Linked DNA regions of Homo sapiens: region 1 is linked to region 2. Evidence: read pairs that join two places in POLR2A ChIA-PET (ENCODE). Cell type or tissue: B cell. All regions are shown on one strand. Each heading gives the region's core, and the rest is flanking DNA. Links, peaks and the distances in the headings are about the cores only.

Evidence for each region. ChIA-PET counts read pairs that join two places held together with the same protein. Peaks named below come from ENCODE experiments on the same cell type or tissue, not always from the same donor. Only the 100,000 strongest peaks of a DNase experiment are listed, where the experiment ranks them.
Region 1: POLR2A ChIA-PET joins it to region 2 with 5 read pairs; 1 of 35 experiments calls an interaction of 5 or more read pairs at or near these places.

Annotation. Positions count from the first base shown.
Region 1 is chr1:220,759,025-220,775,214 of GRCh38, reverse strand. MTARC2 (mitochondrial amidoxime reducing component 2) reads right to left here. Exons shown (of 8, transcript NM_017898.5): 3 at 13,395-13,557; 4 at 12,165-12,305. Among named protein-coding and RNA genes, the nearest start is that of MTARC2, 19 kb to the right of the region's middle. RefSeq lists an enhancer at 5,794-6,088. In B cell, for the core only: no CTCF peak of the experiment used is centred there; DNase peaks (open chromatin) are centred at 4,384 and 4,814; H3K4me3 peaks cover 1,194 bases; H3K27ac peaks cover 3,023 bases.
Region 2 is chr1:219,984,732-219,992,731 of GRCh38, reverse strand. It overlaps EPRS1 (glutamyl-prolyl-tRNA synthetase 1), which reads left to right. Exons shown (of 32, transcript NM_004446.3): 19 at 3,909-4,142; 20 at 5,328-5,590. LOC124904819 (small nucleolar RNA U13) reads left to right here and starts at 5,118; the gene lies at 5,118-5,221. In B cell, for the core only: CTCF peaks have their summits at 1,341 and 1,541 (motif pointing left); DNase peaks (open chromatin) are centred at 1,551 and 4,201; H3K4me3 peaks cover 1,223 bases; H3K27ac peaks cover 4,449 bases.

The sequences.
Region 1 (16,190 bases), core at 3,906-11,905, 780 kb before region 2:
AGGACTAGAGGGTTTTCCATCACAAGCAGCACCCAGAGAGAGAAGTGAAATAAGGGTGGGGCGGGTGGGTGTTGTGGAACACACAACTGAGGGTGTTTGTCTGTTTGAAACCTTCATAGATCCATGTAGGCATTTGCCAAGCAAAAAAATTGGATGTATGAAACTTAAAAGTTGACTACTAATGGAGAGTCTCCCTCCCTTTTTTCCTGTCTCTCTCTCCGTAGATGCATACGAATGTGTGTACACACACACACACACACGCACACACACGGGTCTATATAGACACACAATTGCATGGCTATATCCACACAGACAGAGGAAGTAGATACAGATGTGAAGAATATATATCTCTACCTATATAGTCCATCTCTCTATGTATAGCCAGAGAGAGTGCACAGTCAGGTGAGAATGGAGGCCAAGGTGAGTTCTTAAATACCAGCTGACCACAGAAGTATAAGACCGCTGAGAGTGAGGTGGAAAGAGCCTGCATGGCCTGCCGTGGCAATGGGCTATGAAAGACATCACTTGTAAGACCACAGATCAGAGCAGCAGTTCAAATTAGATCCAGGCCACCAAGCCTTTGGGATTCTGTTCCTTGAGCCTCCTGCCACCACCATCCCAGCCCCTTCATCTGCTTAATCTCTGTCGCAGGACTGGCGCCTCACTTTCACTGCTCCTGGTTTTCTACTCATGTGTTTATAATATTGTGTTGTACGCACAATTGTTAGAAACAACTTTAAACTATTTTGTGATAAGTCGAGGGAATATGTAAATAAGACTATTCTGTTTCTAAATCCATAGCAATTTTTCTGACTTGATATCAATGACTCTACATGATTATAGAAAGCTCCAAGTCACCTCCTGGAGACTGGCTAAATATACATGGGACATATGTGCAATAATCATTATTCGGGTATTAAAAAAGGGTGCTCCCAGTCTAGACAACATGATATAACCTCGTGTCTCCCAAAATTACAAAAATTAGCCAGGTGTGGTGGTGTGTGCCTGTGGTCCTAACTACTCAGGAGACTTGAGGCAGGAGGATGGCTTCAGCCCGGGAGGCAGAGGTTGCAGTGAGCCGAGATCACGTCACCGCACTCCAGCATGGGCGACAGGGTGAGACCCTGTCTGAAAAAAAAAAAACGAGGATGTGAGTCTATATCTATTAACACTGAACACTTTTCAAGGTGTTGCTGAGTGAAAAAAACACAAGGCACATTTTATATGTGTGTGTGTGTGTGTGTGTGTGTTTATATATAATAGAGGATGATTCCATGTACATAAAAAATCTGTATACATAGCTATGTGTATACATTTATAGCAATAAATCTGGAAGGCTCCTCACCAAGATTTAAACATTATTTGTTTTTCATAATAAATCTTAATTTTTTTCTTTTGCCTTTTTTGCTTTATTTTTTATAAGAGGTATAATCCCAACAGCACATCTTAAAAATAATTTTTGTCTAGATAGTTCATTAGATTCTCTGTGACATCAAATACATGATGTCTTTTCCAACACCATTTCTGCAATTCTCTGACACCAATTGGGTGTCCAACAATTCAACTCAATTCTGACACTCACTACTAGAAGCAAGTAGAGATCCCTTAGGTAAGGGCTCAGTCCTACAAGACTGCCCCCCATCCCAGATGCCAGCCAAGTCCAGGCCACCCATGCTTCTCACCAACTGGCTATAAATTGAGGGTACCCACAATCCCCTCCTAAGGTTTGACAAGTTTCTAGAATGACTCCCAGAACTCAAAAAAGGCTTTACTGTTGTTCCTGACTTATTATAAAGGACGCAAGTCAGGAACAGCCCAATGGAAATGCTGTCTAGGGCAAGGGATGGGGATGGAGGCTCTCCGAGTTTTCATGCCCTCTCCGGGTGCACCACCCTCCCAGAACTTCAATGTGTTCTCCAACTCAGAAGCTCTCCAAACCCCATCTTTCAGGGGTTTTTTGGAGGTTTCATTTCATGTAAATGATTGATAAAATCATTGGCCATTGGTGACTGAACTCAACCTCCAGCCCCTCTCCCTTCCCCTGAGATCAGGGCTGGGTGGGGCTGAAAGTCCCAACCCTCTAATCATGGCTTAGTCTTTCTAAGAACCAGCTCACATACCAAAGCTGTCTAGGGACACCCCTCTTTCCCCAAGAGTCATCTCACTAGCATAAAGTCAGGTATGATTGAAAGGGGCTTGCTATGAATGACAAAAGAAACTCCTCTTACCCCGTCACTCGGGAAATTCCAAGGGCTTAGGAGCTTGTGCCAGGAACCAGAGACGAAGCCCAAATATATATTTCCCATTATACCAGAGTTAAATGATCTCAAACCGAAAGTTATTTTTTCTATTCTTAAGACATACAAGCTAATGAATATTCCTTAATGTCATATTTCAAAATCTAATCACTCTTCTTATAAAGAAAGACCATGCCATGGTTCCCGCAATTGGATCCAGTTCATATCAAGCAAGTCTTCAGCATCCACTGCCCCCAAACACACACACACACACACAAACACACACACACACACCCTGCCCAGAGTGCCTCTTTCTCACTGGGATCCTTCAAGTCTGATGTCCTGACTTCAGCTGCAGCCCTCTACCTACTGTAGCCTTGATCCCACTTGGCCCTGAGACCCTTGCAGGCAGACACAGTGAGGTCATCTCTGTAATCTTAGCATCTATCTCAGAGACTAGCACTAGGAAACCCTCAAACATTTGCTGCAAATATGAATATTTTAGAATTTGGGGACTAAGACAGGATGCCATACACTAAGAATTACCAACTTACATAGGACATTACTTTTCACTTACTAAATTAGTAAAAATTATAGCAATGCCAGGAAGAGCACAATGAAAAGGGCACGCTTATGCTCACCTTGAGGGAATATAAATTGGTATAAGGTTTCTGGAAAGCAATTTGGCAATATATACAGAGAGCCTTTAAAATGCTGCATTAGCATTTCCTAAGAATACTTTTGGAAATGTAGATACCCACCATTTTACAAAGCTGCTCATTATTTATGTGAGAGAAAATGGAAAACAACCTAAATGCTCAATCATAAGGGAATGGCTAAACAAGTTATTGCAGAGTCACAGGATGGACTAACATGGAACCACTGGAACCACGCAAATGAAGGATTTGCAAAGACAGAGCTGGTTGCCATGTGCCATTAAATGAAAATGGTGGAATTTAATACTATTTCTACAATATTGTATAAACCATACTGGAAACACAACAAAATGTTATCACAGGCTACCTTTTAATAGTATGATGATGAAGAATTTTTTTTAATTTTACTTTAAGTTCTGGGATACATGTGCAGAATGTGCAGGTTTGTTACATAGGTGTACCTGTGCCATGGTGGTTTGCTGCACCTGTTAACCCATCATCTAGGTTTTAAGCCCCACGTGCATTAGGTATTTGTCCTAATACTCTCCCACCCCTTGTCCCCCACCCCCCGAGAGGCCCTGGTGGGCGCTGTTACCCAATGAGGAATTTTTATGCGTTTCTTTAATCTATACTGTGTTTTTCAAGCTGTGCAAAGAGTATGAGTTACTTTTTAAAATATCCTTTATAATCAGAAAAAAATTAACTATCTGAAAAGCTTCTTGAAATTAATCACTAAAATGTTTTCCACAGCCCTGGTTCCAGACTCCCTGGGCTTTCTCATGACCCCATGTTTGAACGGCACTGTGTGGAGACCCAGTGTGCTTTATCCTTCAAGGATAAGTATCCTCACATTACACAATATCTGGTGTATGCTCCTACGGAATCGCATGAGACACATTTCTGTAAACCTTAATGCATATTAAATGTGCCTGGAGGCATCTGTTGTTTGGGACACTTGGACCTGGAAAATCCTAGCAGAAGAGAAAGACAGAAGCCTAAGGCTTTTTTTTTTTTTTTTTTTTTTTGAGACAGTCTCACTCTGTCACCAAGGCTGAAGTGCAGTGGCACGATCTTGGCTCACTGCAACCTCTGCCTCCAAGGTTCAAGCAATTCTCCTGCCTCAGCCTCCCAAGTAGCTGGGATTACAGGCATCCACCACCATGCCTAGCTAATTTTCGTATTTTTAATAGAGATGGGGTTTCACCATAGTGGTCAGGCTGGTCTGAAACTCCTGACCTCAGGTGATCCGACTGGCTCGGCCTCCCAAAGTGCTGGGATTACAGGCGTGAGCCACGGAGCCTGGACTGCCTAAGGCTTTTTTAGAAGCTGGCTTCTGTTCTCTGGAGACCACCTACTCTTAGAAACACCAGCAACAGGCTACAAAAAGGGAAGCAGAGCTCTTGAGATGTGGCCATGTTGCTCTGAAGTGTATTCACTGACTGGGACATCCTGCAGGCTGACGCCGTCTGTGTGTTCCACCCACATACCAGTTTCCTCTCAGGGGAGGTTACGGCCACGAGAATTTTAGTGCCTGATGAACATAAGACATTCTAGTCTCCCACTCTGGGCTTGGCTGGGTGGTCCCACATGACCAACAGCAGAGGCTGGGAGGGGCAGCTACCAATTGAATTCCCAAAGGCAGTAGCCTGGGCTGTGCTGGACTGCTTTTCAGCACACTTTGTCCATGCAGTGACTCACAGCCCTCCAGAGAACAGCGAGAGAAAGGTATGGGGGGTCATGGTCTCTGAGATCAATCCTGCCTTACCTCCACTCTGCCGTCTCTACTCCAACATCTGTATTTGAAGGGCTTGTCTCTTGGGTAGCATTGTAAAGTGAATGACCTCTCCTTACAAGGGATCGATAAGCGTGCGTTCACGTATCACACTCACTCGAGGGGAATACCGCGCACCACCGTCTCTGAAGACACACTTCCTCCTTGGTCTGAAATGTAACATATTTAGAAGTGGATGAGACCTGATAAACACAACTCAATGGCCAAGTCCTTGCCTCGAATTCAGTTCAACAAGGTCTCACACAAAGCCTTGCTCACTCAGGGGCAGGGATAAACTAGAAAAAGCATGGTGAAGGACATCTCGAGAAATGGACTTTAAGTGACTGTTAAGATTAAACGAGTTCACTTACAAAAAAGCTAGAACACAGCATGTGCAATATGAGTTTTTGTTTGTTTTGTTTTTGGTTTTGTTTTTGTTTTTTTGAGACAGAGTCTTGCTCTGTCGCCCAGGCTGGAGTGTAGTGGCGCGATCTCGGCTCACTGCAAGCTCCGCCTCCCGGGTTCACGCCATTCTCCTGCCTCAGCCTCCCGAGTAGCTGGGGCTACAGTCGCCCGCCATCACGCCCGCTTAATTTTTTTTTTTTTTTTTTTTTTTGTATTTTTAGTAGAGATGGAGTTTCACTGTGTTAGCCAGGATGGTCTCGATCTCCTAACCTTGTGATCTGACCGCCAAAAAAAAAAAGAAAAAGCCAATGCAGCGGTTCTATCAGACAGGGCGTTCTGAGAGACATTTGTGAAAAAGTGCCTTTACCGACCACACATACACAGAGAGAAAGAGAGAGAGAGAGAAGAAAGTGCCCAGGGAGTTAAACAACTTGAGGGCTGCAAAGAGCCTTTAAAGTCCCTTGGTAGAACCTGTTAACTTTCAGATCAGAAAATCATGCTCAGGGAGGTTAAGGCCAAGCTCACGATGATTTAAAGGCCACTCTGCTCTCCAGGCACATCCGCAACTCCTGCCAGTTACGACTTTGCTCCCCTGGAAAACCCTAGCCCAGTGGTTCCCACCCCTGGCTACACACTAGAAACCCCAGGGGAGCTTCAAAAGCTCCCTCTGCCCAAGCTGCACCTGAGATGGAGGCACCAGTGTTGTTTAAGGCTGTCCGCTGGCCCGATGTGCAGCCAGAGGGGGACCCACCGGCCCAGGCAGATCTCACTGCAGGTCTCCTGTTAATCCGCCTTCCGCTGGCCGCCCTAGCTGCGGGCTTTCCAGGGGTGTCTCGCTTACTCACTGGGTGTAGTGATAAGAAAGCTGTGTGAGGCTGTGCGGAAGGAACCTCGCAGAAGCATCTCCTCCTTCTCCTTGATGAGAAAGAGGCGAAAGTCCTGTAGTCCTTGGCTGCGCCATCTTTCACTCCCTCTTGCCCAACCCCTAAAAGCCCCTCTGGAAAATATTACAAATGACTCAGTTGTAATCAAAAAAGCAAATGTAGAAGGAGATCTCCTTAAGTAAAGGAGTTCTGTTGGCAAATTCTTCAGAAATGTGAATGTATTCCTACTCCATCCACTCCTGATGCCTATCCTCCTGTTTTAATCACTGGAGCTTTTCCTAATCAAGGCAAATCCATCCAAGACTCTTGCTGGAGTCCCCTAAAAATATACGCATGTCAGAAGCTCCCCAGATGAGGACATGGAACTTTTACCTTGAAAGGCATGCCACAAACGCCTGCAGGGAGGGGACACCTGCATTCCCCAGGCCCCTGCTTGGTTCTTTTCATTACGAAAGAAAAATGACTTTCAGATGCTTTCAGCTTGCTTCTAACAGAGATAATGAACATGAAATTCAGGCTAATCTTCCTTATGCCAAAGCTGATACCTGTTCTTCTTCTCCATTTTTTACTGAGCACAATTGTCCTGCTTCTTTCAGAGGGCAGCCCCTGACACCCATGACCCCCCAGCCCATCCACAGTGACTGGGGCCCTATACAGGTTTGCCAAATGACCTGAAAATGGCTTTAACAAGGTGGCAGAGTTGTGTAGTTGGCTGATATTCAGGGACTTTTGACGGCCAGCCACAGTGCAAGTCCTCACTTGGCCACACGCTGGCTATGCGACCTCGAGAGCAAGTTACTCAACTTCTCTGAGTCTCAGTTTCCTTATCTGAAAAACAAGGATCAAAACACTACCCGCCTCAATGGCTATCAGACATTTTCAGCCATGACCCACAGTGAAAACCACATTTTACACTGTTTCCTAATACTCTCCCATGTGTACACATAAGAGAGTTTTGCAAGACAATTCTTAACCCTTCTACATATAGTTTACTCTGATATCTTTTATTCCACCCTATACTTTCCTGTACTTCTTTTAAAAGTGTTAGTCAGGACTCACTACACTGATATTAGAACCCAATAATGGGTTGTGACCCACAGTCTGGAAAGGGAACTAGAATTAGATAATGCATGTAAAGGGTTTGGCACGGTGCCTGTAACGTAGTAAGTGTTCAATAGCAGTGAGTCGTGATTCTTGCTGCTATTTTTGTATATTGTTATCATTACCGCTACTTCAAGAAATCCCTGAAGCCTGGTAGAGACTGCTGTTCTTACACCAGAAAACGGACTTGTTATCTCAAATCCTAACCCACCCAAACTCAGTTTCTGGGGACTGAAAAGTCTAGTGATCATGATTTACAAAAACTGTGTTTCTCAACAGCTGGAAAGGATAGGACTGGGAGGACCCAATCCACACAGCCAGTAAGCAGTGAGGCTCAGAGTCCAACCACAGCTGTTCAGCTTCAAAATCTCCCTCTCTGGAAGTTTCCTGGAGAAACACTTCCTGAGTGAAAGATAACATACCAAGAGTTTTCTGCAAGCTTCTCCACAATTCTTTCATAATGTGGAGTGAGGACTGATACAAACAAGTTATTCCATTAAAAATATCAAGTTTATCTCATCAGGACAGTGAGCAAAGATCAGTAAACACTGACCCCACAATGGCCAACTACAGAGATAGGAAGCATTGGTCAATTTCATTATTTCTAAACTTCATTTTGCTGCATTCCCGGAACTCAAGCACACCACACTGACCCAAGGAAGCAGCCTTTTAAAAATCGTTTAATATTCTGAGCTACACGGACAAAGTACAAAGTACTTTAGGCCACAGACAGTAAATGTTACACAATACATTCTCCTATTACTCTGTGTTTTTGCAATAAATGATGGCCTGAATTTCATGCTGAGGTTTGCTAATTTTTAATGATTAATTGGCCTATTGAATATTCATTTTACATTAATATTTAAGAGAGTCCTACTCATTGAAAGAGTTACAGTTTTGTGATGGTACCAGGTAAACAGATTAATGCATTAGGCCTTTAACTACTGGGCTTCCTAATTTAAGGAAGAATAAATCAGCAACATTAGCGTCATTTAATAAGAAGGATTTTTTTTTAATGTGCGTGGCCAGAGGATTGTTCGAGAAAAATCAGTGTTCTACCTGATTTGCTACTTCTGTAAGCCCATCATAGCACAGGAATAAAATGACAAATGGACTTGGGAGCACAAATTCATTTAACAGTTTATTTTTTTTCACTTTTAATTAATTAATTTTTTTTTTTTTGTAGAGGTGGGGTTTCACCATGTTGCCCAAGGCTGGTCTCGAACTCCTGGACTCACACAACCTGCCCGCCTTGGCCTCCCAAAGTTCTAGGACATGCCTAGCCTTTTTTTTTTTTTTTGTACTTTTATTTTCAGTTTATTATTTAAAAAAAAAAAGAAGAAGAAGAAGAGACAACTCCACTCTCACTGCCCAAGAAAGCAGGATTAGGTTTACATTAGCCTTAGGTTCAGTTTGACAAGTTATAGGAGAGCAAAAATTATAGGTTGGCAAGGTACAGGAAAGCAAAAATGCTTCAGCCAGGGACAAGAGTGTCTTTTTTCTTATTTCCTTGGCTCAGGATTTTAAACTAAAATTAATATCAAAATAATCTGTTCTTTAGTGGAAACAAATCAGGAAACATTTTATTCCCTAAAAGAAAGTTTCTCAGAAAATAATGGAAGAATTACAGGATTCCTGTGGAAAAACTGTTGCTTCATGGATTAATTTCTACTCCATGAACTAATTTCCATTCCAATCTTTAGTAACATACTTCTTGAAACAGAGAATTTCATTTGCTGTTTGCCAGGCATTTAATGAATCTGATATTATGTACATCCTACTAGACAATGTGGGAAACTAGAACTGGGAGGGGGAGGTGGGTTTACTGGCAAGCCATTGAGGCTTGAGCCTCAGGCGCCTTATTTGCACAGAACCTTTCAAGGCCTTGAACCTAATTTTATTTTTGTTAATTTTATATATTTTTGTCAATAATTTTATTTTTTTCTTAAAGGGGCCCCCAAATTGTATAAATTTCAGGTCCCACCAAGTCTAGATTCATTCTTAGAAAAATCTAGTTCCTTCCCTCAAGAAACTAGTCTCCTGAGTACGTCGGGGGCCTCTTCCTCTCTGGCACTCTCCATTGCCCTCCCAGCCCTGACCCTGTATCATCTCTGACCCCCGTGGTCCCTGCACTCTCCTAGCTCAGTGCTTCTCCAGACACTGTGGGCATGAGATTCACCTGGAATGCTGCTGCCAGTGCAGAGATGCAGGCCTTGTCACAATGCTCATGTAGGTTTCAGGTAGGGCCTGCTAATCTGCACTTTAGAAAAAAGACTCTTAGCTAGGTGAGGTAGCTCATGACTATAATCCCAGCAGTTTGGGAAGCCAAGACAGGCAGATTGCTTGAGTCCAGGAGTTCAAGACCAGCCTGGGCAACATAGGGAGACCCTGTCTCTACAAAAAAATACAAAAATTAGCCAGGCATGATGGCATATGCCTGTAGTCCCAGCTAGTTGGGAAGTTGGGAGGCTAAGGTGGGAGGATCACCTGAGCTGGGGAGTTCGAGGCTGCAGTGAGCCGTGATTGCACCACTGTACTCCAGTCTGGGTGACACAGTGAGATCTTGTCTCAAAAAAGAAAAAAACAAAGACTCTCTAGTGACTGGGCCTGGCCTTGGTATTTCTGTCTCAGGCTTCCCTGCCTTTCAATGAGTGTTCAAGAGAGTTGCCAGAATAATATGTGCCTGGCACACTGTACAGGCATTCGGCAGATATTTATTGGAAGAATGCAAATCATAATTACTTCCTTGCTCAGAGTTATTACCAGCTCCTCAATATCCACAGTATAAAATCCAAACTCCTTGGTGTGGTGGCCTCCAGCCAGCTCCAGTGCAGCCTCCCTAACATTTCTCCTTTACCCCCATGCTCCTGTGATTCTAAAATGCTCCCAAGCACCCCTTTATTCATGGCCTCTTGTGCTTCTAGGCCTCCCAACTGCCTGTCACCTTTACCCATAAAGACCCTCCTCTGACCCTGGCCTGCACACAATCCACACAAGTATAGGGTGAACAGCATTGCTTCCGGGGACCTGGACCTGACCCCTCCCCATGCCCAGGCCTCCCTTCTCCAGGCAGATTTAGGTAGTTCTACTTCTACACATCTCTGGTATCTTCTAAGTGTGTACACTAAAGCACGTCTGACACTGGGCTGTCATTGTCTCCTGGCCATGCCCCTCATGTTGGAACATTCTGAAGAGCAGGATCCATATCTTTTCATCTGTATCTGGGCTCCTACAAACCATGCCTGACCTATAATGGATGATTGAATTTTAAAAACTAACAAAGGCACAGAGGAATTCAACTAGATAACAAATGACAAGATAACACCATCAAGTAGACAACTTCTGTATACATTGCTATTGCTCTTTTCTTTTCCTTTTTTTTTTTTAAATACACAGGTTCTCGCTCTGTCACCCAGACTGGAGTGCAGTGGCACAATCTCCGGCCCGGGGCTCAAGCCATCCTCCCACCTCAGGCTCCCAAGTAGCTGGGACTATAGGCACGCACCACCATACCTGGCTAATTATTATATTCTTTTAGTAGAGATGGGGTTTTGCCATGTTATCCAGGCTGGTCTCAAACTCCTAAGCTCAAGCAATCCTCCTGCTTCGGCCTCCCAAAGTGCTGGGACTATAGACATGAGCACCTACAGCACCTGGCAGCTATTTTTCAAATTATCAGATAATACGGAGTGCCTACATGTACGATGGTTTATACAAGGCTCAGTGCAAAGGTTTATCCTAAAGAACCATGTTTATCAACAAATTAGGGGCCGGGCACAGTGGCTCATGCCTGTAATCCAAGCACTTTGGGAGGCTGAAGCAGGTGGATCACCTGAGGTCAGGAGTTCAAGACTGGCCTGGCCAACATGGAGAAATCCCATCTCTACTAAAAGTACAAAAATTAGCCAAGGTGGTGACATGTGCCTGTAGTCCCAGCTCCTCTGGAGGCTAAGGCAGGAGAATCACACAAACCCAGGAGGTGGAGTTTGCAGCGAGCCGAGATCGTGCCACTGCACTCCAGCCTGGGTGACAGAGCGAGACTCTCTCTCAAAAAAAAAAAAAAATTAGGGCACATTTTACTCACACAAAAGGAAGTACGGTCATTCATTCAGGGGAGCAAAGAATTGAGAGGGTGTTTAAGAGCCTCTTCTCTCAGAGTTAACTATTTGGGATCTCTAAATTGGAATTGTCACCCCAGCTCTACAGATGCTGGAGTTACAAGTCTTGTGTTCTAATGCCAGTCACCATTTCTCTGCTAGGCAAAGTGTATAACACCTCTGAGTTTCATTTTCCTTATAAAAAGGAGACAGTAACACAAATTTCACAGGGTTATCGTAAAGATCAAATAAAGTAATTTATCTGAAATGATTATTTAGCTCAATGCCTAGCACCCAGTAAACACCCAATAAATGGTATTTGTCATTGTTACTTCCACTGCTCGGAAAGTTTAGCTCACCCCTGAGGCTTAATATGATGGCTAATCCTTCTTATCACCAAGCAATACCCAGCTATATATATATCACATACAGAGTTCAGGGTTTCTACTGGGTTCTGATGTAGTTTTCCCTTAAGACCACAAAGGTGTGTCCTTGAAAAGGGTGGAAATGTCTGGTGTCAATCCCATAGAAGAGCATGTGGGTGCCCTGGGAGAGAACTCAGGCCACAGCATGGTATGTCTCCGGGGCAGATTGCCTGTGTCCTCTTGGTCTGCACTTTGGGGCATGGGTCTTCTGAAAGTCTCAAATCTTTGAGAGCTCTGCTGAGTGATAGAGAAGTGGAAAATGGCTTTATCTTTCTCTTTATCTTCGCTTCCCTCAGTTATCTCTGAGCTATGATTACATATTCCAACCTCAGATTTGCTACAATTTCGAGTTTTGACTGTTTGCTTTGGGGCCCAAGCATTAACGGGTGAGAGCAACGCCCCCCGAGGCCAGCGTGTTGATGGCAGCAACAATGGGTGAACAACTCCGCAAGCAATGAGTGATGGCAGCAGCAATGAGTGAATGACTGGACCCTGGCGGATCTGAGTTGGCTCTGGCTAGAGCAGAGTTCCCTTAGCACCGCGAGCAGCACATCTGAGCATGATGCACAAAAGCAGTGGGTCGCTTACCTCCTCAAAAGCATCACAGCCGGTCACCACAATATTTGGCCTGAAATTCTCCATTTTCATTTTCTTCTCCATCCTGGTATTCAAATCTACCAGGGAGGCATCTGTCATGATCAGGAGCGGGCAGTAGTCTGGGTAGGCCACCTTGCCAAGAACACAGGATAGTCAGGCCCCACCACTCCACAAAATGGCCTAGACCAACTACAAAGCTAAGTAATGTCCAGAAGCAAAACCTCTTCAGTGCAGAAGAGGGGAGCAGTGTTCAGGAAGGAGAGAGATGTGAGTTTGGGCTTGCAGTGGCCAGGAGCTGGAGCAGTTCCTGCCCATACACAGGGACAGGGCTGCAGCCAGGGCCGGCTCTGGGCCAATGTCACTCACCAGGCTTCCTCTTCCTGGGTTCCCACTCCCACTCCAGCAGCGACCCCCTTCCCCCATCATCCTCAAACAGCGAGGACCTGCTGCCAATCAGCTATACTCCAGTAATAATTTCCTCAACAACACCATTCACTCACTAGGCATTTACTGAGCACCTACCAGGCACTGTTCTAGTGGGGAAACAGCAGTAAAGAAAGCAGATAAAAACCCCTGCCCTCAAGGAGCTTGTAGTTTAGGGGCTATGGAGAGAAATTCCCTGAGGTCCTTGTATTTTAAACCTTAGCTCATGGCAGAATCAGAGGCTTTGGTCTTTTGCACTGAGCCTAGTATAAACCATCGTACATGTCGGCACTCTGTATTATCTGATAATTTGAAAAATAGCTGCCAGGTGCTGTAGGTGCTCAGGGGACAGTTTTCCTTAGGGGGAGGCGCCTCGCCAGCACCTGAAATAAGCACATGTCACAGATTGTGAGGGGCGGGTCAGAACAAAGTCCGCTTCTATAATTCCAGGAAACTTGGATTTAGTCCCAAACAAACTTCTCACTTTTGTTTCTCCAGCCAGTTTTCTCTTGCATCTCCATCTACCTGGGAGTCACCCCTGGCTCCCCCCTCCACAATATCTCCCATATTCAATCCTCCATACACCCTAGAGATCCCACTTTTGAGACACCTCTCATATCCACCTTCTTTTCCATCCCCTGGTACCTCTGCCTAGGCTGTGCCCTCATTATCACTCACCAGGGCCATTATCATATTTTCTTAACTGAGGTCCCAAGAGAGGCTCTTTATCAACTGGGAAGGAAGCCAGAAAGAGAAGGGTGACTAGTAGCAGTGAAGGTAAACTCTCTGTAAGCTCACCTGGAAATTCTGATCAAGAGTGGGGAGAAGTTTTCTTGATGTTCTTCCCTTCATGTTTGTCTCAAATTGAACCAATCTATACGCTTCAGTTTTCAAGAAGTTGGTGAACCACTTAGCTGCCTCATTGCCACAGTCTCTGCCTTTAATGTCAAGGCCAAATATCCTGGAAAGGTCACAAAAGAACACCAGGTTACTTACTTATATCAATACACTGAGGGATGGTGTCAAAAATGAACAGCTGGACTGTTGGGACCTGACCATCCCAGAGGGCTGTTAAGTGGTCCCTGGGTCAAAGCTGGGCAGAAGTGCAAGAGAAAGGAGTAGAGTGTGCTCTGGGGAAGAGCTACCCAAACCCTAATGTATGTGCAAATCCTCCAGGATCTTGTTTGAATGCAGATTCTGGTTCAGTAGGTCTGGGTTAGAGTCTGAGATTCTGCATTCCCAACAAGCTTCTGTATGCCTAAGCTGCTGGTCCATGAACGTAAGGATTTAGGACACTTTCACAAGAGGAGAGGGGCTGCCCTGTGGCAGATGCACCCTGAGCTTAGAATCCAACAGACCTGGGTCAAATTGGAACTCGGCCATTCTCTAGTTCTGTGACCATAAGCAAATCATTTAACTCCTCTGACCTGTCTTCAGTTGTAAATTGGAAATAATTATATGGTACCTACCTACGTCACTTGGTGGGAACAGATAACTTTAGATAACACAGCGGCCCTCAAGGTTTTCTTGCTTAAATTCCCCTAATGGAGTTTTAAAAAGCTATGGACCCTTCACAGAACTATAAGTTGACAGGTAAACTTTTTCATCATAAGTTTAATTTGTTCTGAAAGACATCATTTCCATTGAATTCTAAACACTGACATTTAAAATAAAATGATTACATTATGCTTTTAAAAGTGTGTAACGGGATCTAAATGCCATGTTGGTTTGATATCCACCATTATCCATTTAAACATTTTTGTATTATTCCTCTTTTTATTCATGAACACATATGTATATTATTTTACTTATGTAATTTTATCCTAATGTATTTTTATGGCTATCGCTCACTTACTGTATTTCTTTTGAATCAATTAAATTTGTTTTGTTTCTTAAGCTTTCAAGTGTGAAGAAATGTTTTCAGGATTGAGTTATCATTACAATTATGATTTATATACAATTGATCATAACAAAATAGATATGCTATATATTTTTATAATTCATGAACTTAAAAAGTGAAATTTTATTTGAAATCAAATGCTTAATGAACCCCATAAAATATCCATAAAACTCTGAATGAATCTCACATATTGCTAGAATAAGACAAGGTTCAGTATCAATTTTCTTTCTTTTAAATAAGCCCTGAGGAATTTTTCACACAAACAAATAGATAGAAATGGGAGTTATAGTAATTTCACTTATTCCTTGAATCTCCAGGCAATATATTTCACATAGTGATTTGTCATCAAAAAGTATTTTTAATGATTTATCAGCAACAATTTCACTGGAGGCCCCTTCATTTTAATGTAAGACAAAGAGTTGGAACCACTGACTTGTACAACCATTTTACCCTGTCATTAACATCACCCTCTTTATCAACACCAGCATTTTTCATTGTTTGGGTCCCTGTATGTTTTTCCCTCCAAGGGCAATGCCCCTAGTAAGATGTGGGGTGGACAGACAAAAGCCTTTCCTCTGTACAAAGAAGAAATGTTTATGGTGAGACCGGAGAACTTGCTGATTGTAGATATAATTCACAGGATCTGGAAATTGATTCCCCTACCCTCATCTACCATGGGAAGGGCTTGCCCCTCCCCGTGGGAAGGCTCATACCAGTGTGAGGACTCCTGAGGCGATGCATGTGAAGGATTTCAATGTGGACACCTGAGGTGCTCCCAGTTAGATGAACCCCTGTGTACCCTGCAACTCACAATCCTGGTCTGAGGGTAGAGACTCCCAACCTCTCACCTCCTCTCCTATCTACTGTCAAATCTCAGTGCTGTTCCTTTCACATTTCTTGGGCCTTTTCCTTCCCTCTAAACCCCCTTCTCGAAGCCACTGTTTCACCTCTGATTAATTCTTGGCTCTACAGACATCTCATGATCCTCTCCTGGCCTTCTGCCTTTCCCCTAAAACTGATTCCATCCCACTGTTCAGCAGTTCCCTAAGTACATGCTCCTGGATGGAGCTCTTCCCTCATCCCCTCAGAACAGCACTTGTACATAAGTGCACACATATTACTCACAGTCTCCACCCACCCGGGAAAGCTTATGGGTGGCACTTTGAAAAGCAGAAAAGCCCCCAACAGGGCAATGGAATACTGATTAACCGGAGCCCCTTCCCCCCGATGGAAGGCATCCCTCCACCAGCCCTGTCTCCCATCCCTGCACTGGATGGTATCGCTCCCTCTGCCATGCCATCTTCTCCAATTCTTGCAGAATTTTCTGCAAAGTCCACTCTCTTCTACATTTTGACACAAAATGTCTCATCAGCAACATTCCATAGAAAAAACTGACCCTCACTCTGGGTTCAATAAAACTTCATTAGTAAGCAATCTCTTAACTCACTAATCAAAAGTAACTCACTAAAAATTATGTAAGAGGACATAAAAACTTGAATAGACTCTTACAAAGAAAATCCAGATACTTTTACTGGCAAGTTCTATCAATAATTAAAGAATAAATAATACCAATCTTACACAGCAAACAAAAAAAGTGTTTTTAAGACTTGCTATGTAAAAGTGGAAGAAAAGAGTAAATGTTTAGGACTAAATCTAACAAAACATGTAAAATCACATTACAGATAAAATTATAA
Region 2 (8,000 bases), core at 1-8,000:
TGGTCTCGAACTCCTGACCTCAGGTGATCCACCCGCCTCGGCCTCCCAAAGTGCTGGGATTACAGGCGTGAGCCACTACACCCGGCCTGTAAATGAAGTTTTATTGGAATACAGCCACACTCATGGTGTACATATCGTCTATGGCTGCTTTCATGCTACAGTTAGAGTTGAATAGTTGCAACCAAGACTCACATAGTCTAAAATATTTATTATATAGCCCTTTATAGAAAAAGTTTGCTGATCCCTCCATGGAAGAAAGAGTTTTGAGAACCATTGTAGTTAACAGTTGTTTAAAAATCAAGTAACAACAAAATAAAATGATTATTAAATAAAAATAATTCACAATTGTTTTGTCACTAATGTTCTCTCTCTATGCCATACCCAGTCTATGTGGAGGGGAGTTGAATCACCATTTGCTTCTGTAGTTGCAGCATTTTAATTCACGGCACCTTGTATTTTATGTCCCCAATAATTCATCTTGCCAATCTTTGCTCTTTTATTTTTTACACCAATGTTATTGTTTTTTAAAACCCAAACCACAGTTTATCAGGAAAGGACATACATCCCTGTACCCTTTTGTCCATTAAGCAGGTTGTTCTAGGAAGCCGCCACCCTGCACTCTCACCCCAGATAGCTTTAAGATGTCTCAGGCCAAAAGATAAATGTTGCAGGGAAGGAAACAAGAAAAAAGCCTATCTTTTTCTTGATGTTGTTTGTAATTCTTATTTGGGATGTGTGTAGTGAATTCCAGCTATATCTATTTAGTACTTAATGCAAAATTGATTTTGATCTAAACAAATATAAATACATCTTACATCAGATTATGGTTCAGGATACTTCACAAGACTTACATCAGCTTGGGGATCTTCTGGAAAATCTTCAGAATTTGTGTTAATTGATTTGTATCAGAGAAAAATAGCAGGTAAATTGTGATTTAGGTAAACGAATCAGCCCAGTTGATAAGCAGGAGAACAGGTGTTGTGTTCTAATTTAGGTTTGATGTCAGGATCTCGGCTCTACCCTGTGCTGTATTGGCTCCTAGAATCAGGTTTCAGTAATCGGTTATTCCTTACAGGTGTAGGTATTTAAGCTATGCACAACTGGTTAATTATTTTCTTAAAATGCCTCTCTTTGCAACCTGTGAACTTCTAGTTTACTTAGTCTCCTAGCAGACTTTAAAAAATATAATACAAGCATCATCACTCTCTTCCCTCACTCAGTTGGAAGGATTTTCTGTTCTGATTACCTTTCATTCATCCCCCTCCCAACCAAGTGAGAATCTCTGCTTTCAGGAGTCATCATTACCAACGTGTGTAGATATAGTTCTCTTAGATATGCTAGTAAGGAGCAAAGGTGAGTGGTAATAAAATTGGAAAAAACAAGTTTGAAAAAAGTATTTTTTGAAAAAAGTTTTTTCATTTAGAATCGAGATATCCAGGCTATTTTGAAAGGTTCTAGTATTTCAAATGGATAATGTTCCAGGTTTTTTTTTTTTTTTTTTTTTAAGGTCACTCCTTTCCCCATGGAGAAATGTTTCCATCTAGTGGCTGCTGAAAAAATAGCTGTTTGAGTACTCATTCTGAATGTAATCAGAATGTAATAAAAAAAAATTGTCCATTTTCTCCATTTTATTTAACTTTCCAGTTTTTAGTCATAACATTAGCATCACTTTTACTTATTTCCAATTCCCATCTTAAACCTTTACCAAAGTCTTTTGTATAGGTTGTTTCTTTTCTCATTAATCCACATCAGCAATTATTTGCTGAAAACCTTTTCTGTTTGTATTGGTATATGTTAGGTAAGTTTAAAACAGTCTTTGTCCACTAACAACTTAAAATCTACTAGCAATGCTCTCTCAGCTTCTGCTGTTGTATGATATTGTACTAAATCATAGTATACCACCCAATTCCTCTTTGTAAATGCCTTTTGATCCAGAAAACTAGTATATTAAGAGATAATTTGTTCTCCATCCATTTGTTCTTCATTGTGTATTCTAAGAGATAAATTCAAAGTAATAGTCAAACATCTCTTTCGAAAAGCAGTTTTCCTAGCATGTTACTAGGATTAAAATGCACATTTAGATCTTTGTTTTCTGTAATCCTTAGCAAACCGTAGTGGTCAAGATCACAGCCTCTGGAATAAACTCGGGATTCAAATACTAGCTCTACTACTTATTGTGTAACTCTGGGGAAGGAACTTAATCTTTCTAAACTTGACAACTTCTCTAAGGGTTGTTTTGAGAGTTAAATAAGATACCACGTAAAGCACTTAGTGTAGTGTCTGGCACAGACTAAATATACCATAAAATGATAATGATACTTTTCATATTATAATTCAAATTCTCTCAAGAATCTTTAGGTACCTTCTAAATCATCAGGGAAGATTGCATAGTGGTGATTAGTATAATTTTACTCTTTTTGGAAGAATAACCTGAGTAATTTACTTAGTTATCTAGAATATTCCATTTCCTAATGGGAGGGGAAATATATGAATACATAGCTTTATTAAGAGTATCTCATTGAATAACAGAGTGGTTTGCTCACCTTAATTTTCTCCTTTATAACGTTTCAAATTATAATCTTGGCGAACGGGGTTTTTTTTTTTTTTTTCCGTGTGAAAAGTGTGCCATCTGACTTTAAGCTCTAATGAATACCTGCTTATAGTGTAAAATGGAGCTTCTTTCAAATAGTCATCAAATAGTCATTTTTCTAGAAATAGTTGCAGGGAAGTTCCTTCTTTTCCATTTTTATTTTAGCTGGTGGAAATTTCCCTTTTTTCCCCCCTTGATTCTCATATGTCTGATTAACTTGGCCGTTTTTCTTGAGATAAAGTAGTTTCTGCTGTGAAAACTCTTTCCTAAAAACAGAATAAACAAGAGACACAACAGGAGTACAAATCAGACAATCTACTCTCATCTTCTCTTTGTACATTTTCTCTTAATTTTACTACCTTTGTGTGGTACCTGGTATGACACTCTAATAGGCAGAAAACGTTATAAAGTAGCTGGACAAGGAAATGTGCTTTGCTGCCTCATAGATGCAAATTTTGTGAAGGTATACCATTGGTATCCTGCATTCCTCTGATGCCCATTTGAGTATTCTTCATGGCTTCTGCCTGGTTTCATTTAGCTATCTGGAGCATTATTCGAATGTAGCAGTAAAAATTGGATAGGGTGATTTGGAGACACTTTTCCTATCTATTTTGATTGATACCTCCAAGTTCCCAGTGGTACACTGGTTTGTGGTGAGATAGTAGCACCATTTCAGGTAAGGTGTCCAGCTTGGGCCCTTTGCCTGTGTTGCTATCATTCTCTGCTAGAGAGTCACAAGTGTCTCGGTGGGGCTGAGTATATCATTCTTTTTTATTATTATGTTGAAGTATCAGATTAAAATATATAGGTAAGTGTCTAAAAACTTCAACATGCTTTCTCATCTCATTGTCAGTTTTTAAAATTGATATAACTATTCATTAGTTGGACCCAAACTTCCTTTTTTTCCCCAAAGTTGTATTTAATTTCTGTTTAATAAGCTGTGGAAAGTAAGGTTTGTATAGGCAAAGCCATTGATCTGATCTTTGTTCTGATTTTGTAAATTCTGACTTCACTATTTATAGACCTAGGTCTTGACACTGACAGTTTACTTAGATGTTCTATTATTTGTCTGTTTACTTAAGTAAAATAGAAAGTTACACTGTTGTATGTTGAATTGTATTTTTGTTTATTCAGCTTATATATAATTTATGTTTTTAATTTAGCTTTATCACTTATTGTAGGCTGATGATTTAACATAGGTTTCCCCATGATTAACTTATGGGAATGATTTGCTGATAATTAAAGATTTTTAAATGGCATTGAAATTTCCAGAAATTTCCAAAGTTTTATAAATATCTCTTTCTCTCTTTTATTTTAGGCTAAAATAAATGAAGCTGTAGAATGCTTACTGTCCCTGAAGGCTCAGTATAAAGAAAAAACTGGGAAGGAGTACATACCTGGTCAGCCCCCATTATCTCAAAGTTCGGATTCAAGCCCAACCAGAAATTCTGAACCTGCTGGTTTAGAAACACCAGAAGCGAAAGTACTTTTTGACAAAGTAGCTTCTCAAGGGGAAGTAGTTCGGAAACTTAAAACTGAAAAAGCCCCTAAGGTTAGTGTGTTATTTTGTTTATATGCTTTTGTTTTTTATGTTTCAGGGTATTGTCTTTGCCTCAAGTGTTTTGTGCCCCATCAAATCTGGCTAACTTCTACTCATATTTCAGTTCTTAATTCTCTTACCTTGCCTTTTAGAGAAACTTTGTTGATTGTTTCTTACGCCAACTAGATTTGATTGGATGTTTTCATATGACACCGCCCATCACTGACATAGTACTTAAACAGACTGTATTTTAATTGTTAAATTGTTTGTTTCCCTCCAACCTGTAAGATCCAGAATAGTGACCTAGACCCTAGCACAGTGCTCACCCCATTGAAGGCCCTTAATATTTACCTTGTTTTTCATTCTTTCTCCTAAAGCTCTGTCAAACTGAAATAGTAGGTTTTATTTTGAGCTCTTAGTAGTTTGTGCTAGTTCTTTAAGTGTGAATTCTGTTATCTTTTTAGGAGTAGGTTTTTCTGTACAGATTCACATGAGTGGAAGACAGTTGTAGTTTTGAAATTTAACTTTATTAGAACTTGATAACCATTATCTCATCTTTATAATTGTGAAATGTTCAACTTATGTAATTTAATGGCTCTTAACTTAGATTCCTATGGAATACATGTTAGATACCAGTGCTTTCTAGTAGAACTTTCTGCAGTGATGGAAATATGCTATAACAATATTGTCTAATACAGTAGTCATTAGCCACATGTGGCTATTGAGCATTTGAAATGTGATTGTGGTGACTGAGGAAGTGAATTTTTAATTTTATTTACTTTAAATTAAATTCAGCCACATGACTACTATTTGGATAATGCAGTTATAGACTGTGCTGTTTTCCAGTCACAGTTTTGCACAATTCTATCCCTGTTTATCATAATCTTTATAATTTCAATAGTTGGTGTAACACCTACCCCAAACCCCTCTGTCCCCAAACCCCTGTCTTTAATTGTGTTTGCAGATCTACTTTTAAACTTTGGACAGATCCTTTTGTAGTTCCTAAGTGTGATGGTTGGGTTTTCACACTCATATGTGAGATATGCCTCCCTCAAACCTTATCACCACCTGGGCACATTCCCCGTGTGATATTGGCGGAAAAAAGAAAGCTTTGAGCATTGTATTTGTTTAAGTGTGCTTAGACAATGACTTGAGTTAAATACTGTCTTCTCTTTTTCCTCTTTTGTTAAACTAAAGGATCAAGTAGATATAGCTGTTCAAGAACTCCTTCAGCTAAAGGCACAGTACAAGTCTTTGATAGGAGTAGAGTATAAGCCTGTGTCGGCCACTGGAGCTGAGGACAAAGATAAGAAGAAGAAAGAAAAAGAAAATAAATCTGAAAAGCAGAATAAGCCTCAGAAACAAAATGATGGCCAAAGGAAAGACCCTTCTAAAAACCAAGGAGGTGGGCTCTCATCAAGTGGAGCAGGAGAAGGGCAGGGGCCTAAGAAACAGACCAGGTAATGAATCGCAGAAACTTCATTTGAAGCAAAGCAGTGAATTAATTCAATTCTTAATAGTTTTTAAAACAAATTTTGACTGGTTTAACCATCACATTAAGTTAGAGAACGCTAAAGCTACAATGTCAGCAGATAGCATTTATTGATTTTCCATTTAGTTTTAAAAATAGGTAACACGTTTGTTTGGTTCAAGAATCTCAGAATGTAAGAAGTTCCTGTGCATGTTTCCCATCTTTCCGGTTTTCCCCACCACCGTAATCAGTCAGTAGCCACTGTTAACAGTTTCTTCTGTATCTGTTGAGCGATTTTCATTTATTATTCAAGTAAATACAGATACACACACACACACACACACACATACATATTTTCTCTCCTCCTTTTTAAACATGATTGGTAGCCTAATTATACACATTGTTTTGCACCTTAAGCAGATTTTTTTCAGATGAAGATCTTTTGTGGGGACTAAGTGAGAGCTTCATTCTCAATTTAAAAATTGATAGTTTAAATATAAGACAAAACTGACTAAAGACAAAATGGTTGGATAGAGGGCTCTTTAAGGATCTTCCAATCTGTATAAATAATGTACGGTCATACACCACATAATGATGTGTCAGTCAACAGTGGACTACATATATGACATTGGTCCATAAGATTATAATGGAGCATGTATGGAAACCTGATATATGGCACTTGATATTGGCATCGCAGATCAAGTGGGGGAAATTATTGATATTCAGTAATGTTGCTGGGATATTTGGTTTTCCATATAAAAATATATGTATATCATCTAGGTTTGTGTAAGTACAAGCTATGATGTTTGCACAATGATGAAATCACCTAACAGCGTATTTCTGAAAATGTATTCATGTCATTAAGTGACGCATAATTGTAATTTTTTATCTGTTTCCACAATTACAGTGAACTTTGTGATGGGTTTCCCTTAATGGCTTACTTAATAAGAAGAAAAAGCTGTTACTGAGATACTTTGGTTTTACATTTGTTTAGCTGAGTATCAAATTTTGCTGCCTCTTAGCTCTCATGTCATATACACAATGTCTCTTTAAACAAGAGAATGCAACAGTTATTTTTCCTTTTGACTATTAAACTGAATAACCAGAGTTATAGCAGGGTAGAAGAGAATGTAGAACTTCTCACCTTTTACTTTCTTAGTGCCTGTGAAAGTGCTAGGTTTCACAGAGTTATTTTGTTGAGGTATGTCATAGTGAAACAATGGAGAATGCAAATGCAAATACATTAAAATTTTTAGCCAGTAAAACCTTGTTTTTAAACTCCAAAAAGAGACCATCTCTATCCTGAATAATTGTTGATATTTCAAGAAAATGATTATTGTCTGAAATAGTTTTTTTATTGGAGACCTAGTTTATTTTACAAGCATCTATCTCTGCAACTTTTATTCTAGTTAAAAGAAAAACTTGAGGCCAGGCGTGGTGGTTCACACCTGTAATGCCAGCACTTTGGGAGGCTGGGATGGGTGGATCGCTTGAGGTCAGGAGTTTGAGACCAGCCTGGCCAACATGTCAAAGCTCCGCCTCTACTAAAAATACAAAAAAATTAACCAGGAATGGTGGCACACACCTGTAATCCCAGCTACTTGGGTGGGGGAGGGGGGCTGAGGCACGAGAATCGCTTAAACCTGGGAGGTGGAGGTTGCAGTGAGTCTAGATTGCACCAGTGCACTCCAGCCTGGGCGATGGGGTGAGACTGTTTCAAAAAAAGAAAAAGAAAAACTTACATAAATTTGGCTAATATGCACACATCAGTACACACACATATGTGTGTGTATTTATAGCCATTGTTTTTATTACTTTTTAGGTGTTACTTTCAGTGAAACAGTGATCTTACTATAATTTTAACTGGCATAAGATTCTTCTTTTTTAGTGGGAGAATAGGTGTGAACAGGCTGTGTCTCTATTACAAATACATTGCCTTAAAAAGAACCTTGTAAAAGAGATGTCTGCATAGAATCATAGCTTTTGTTACATTTGGCTTTCCTAGATTTTGTGGACAATATCTCTCAACTTTTTAAGAGATGTCTCTGCTGTTTTTGTTTCTTTCTTTTTTTTTTTTTTTTCTTTTGAGACGGAGTTTCACTTTTGTTGCCCAGGCTGGAGTGCAATGGCGCAATCTCGGCTCACTGCAGCCTTTACCTCCCAGGTTCAAGCGATTCATTCTCCTGCCTCAGCCTCCCGAGTAGCTGGGATTACAAGCATGCGCCACCACGCCTGGCTCATTTTGTTTTTAGTAGAGACAGGGTTTCTCCATGTTGGTCAGGCTGGTCTCAAACTCCTGACCTCAGGTGATCTGCCTGCCTTGGCCTCCTAAAGTGGTGGGATTACAGGCGTGAGCCACTGTGCCCAGCATTTCTACTGTTTTTTTAGGTTAAAAACAT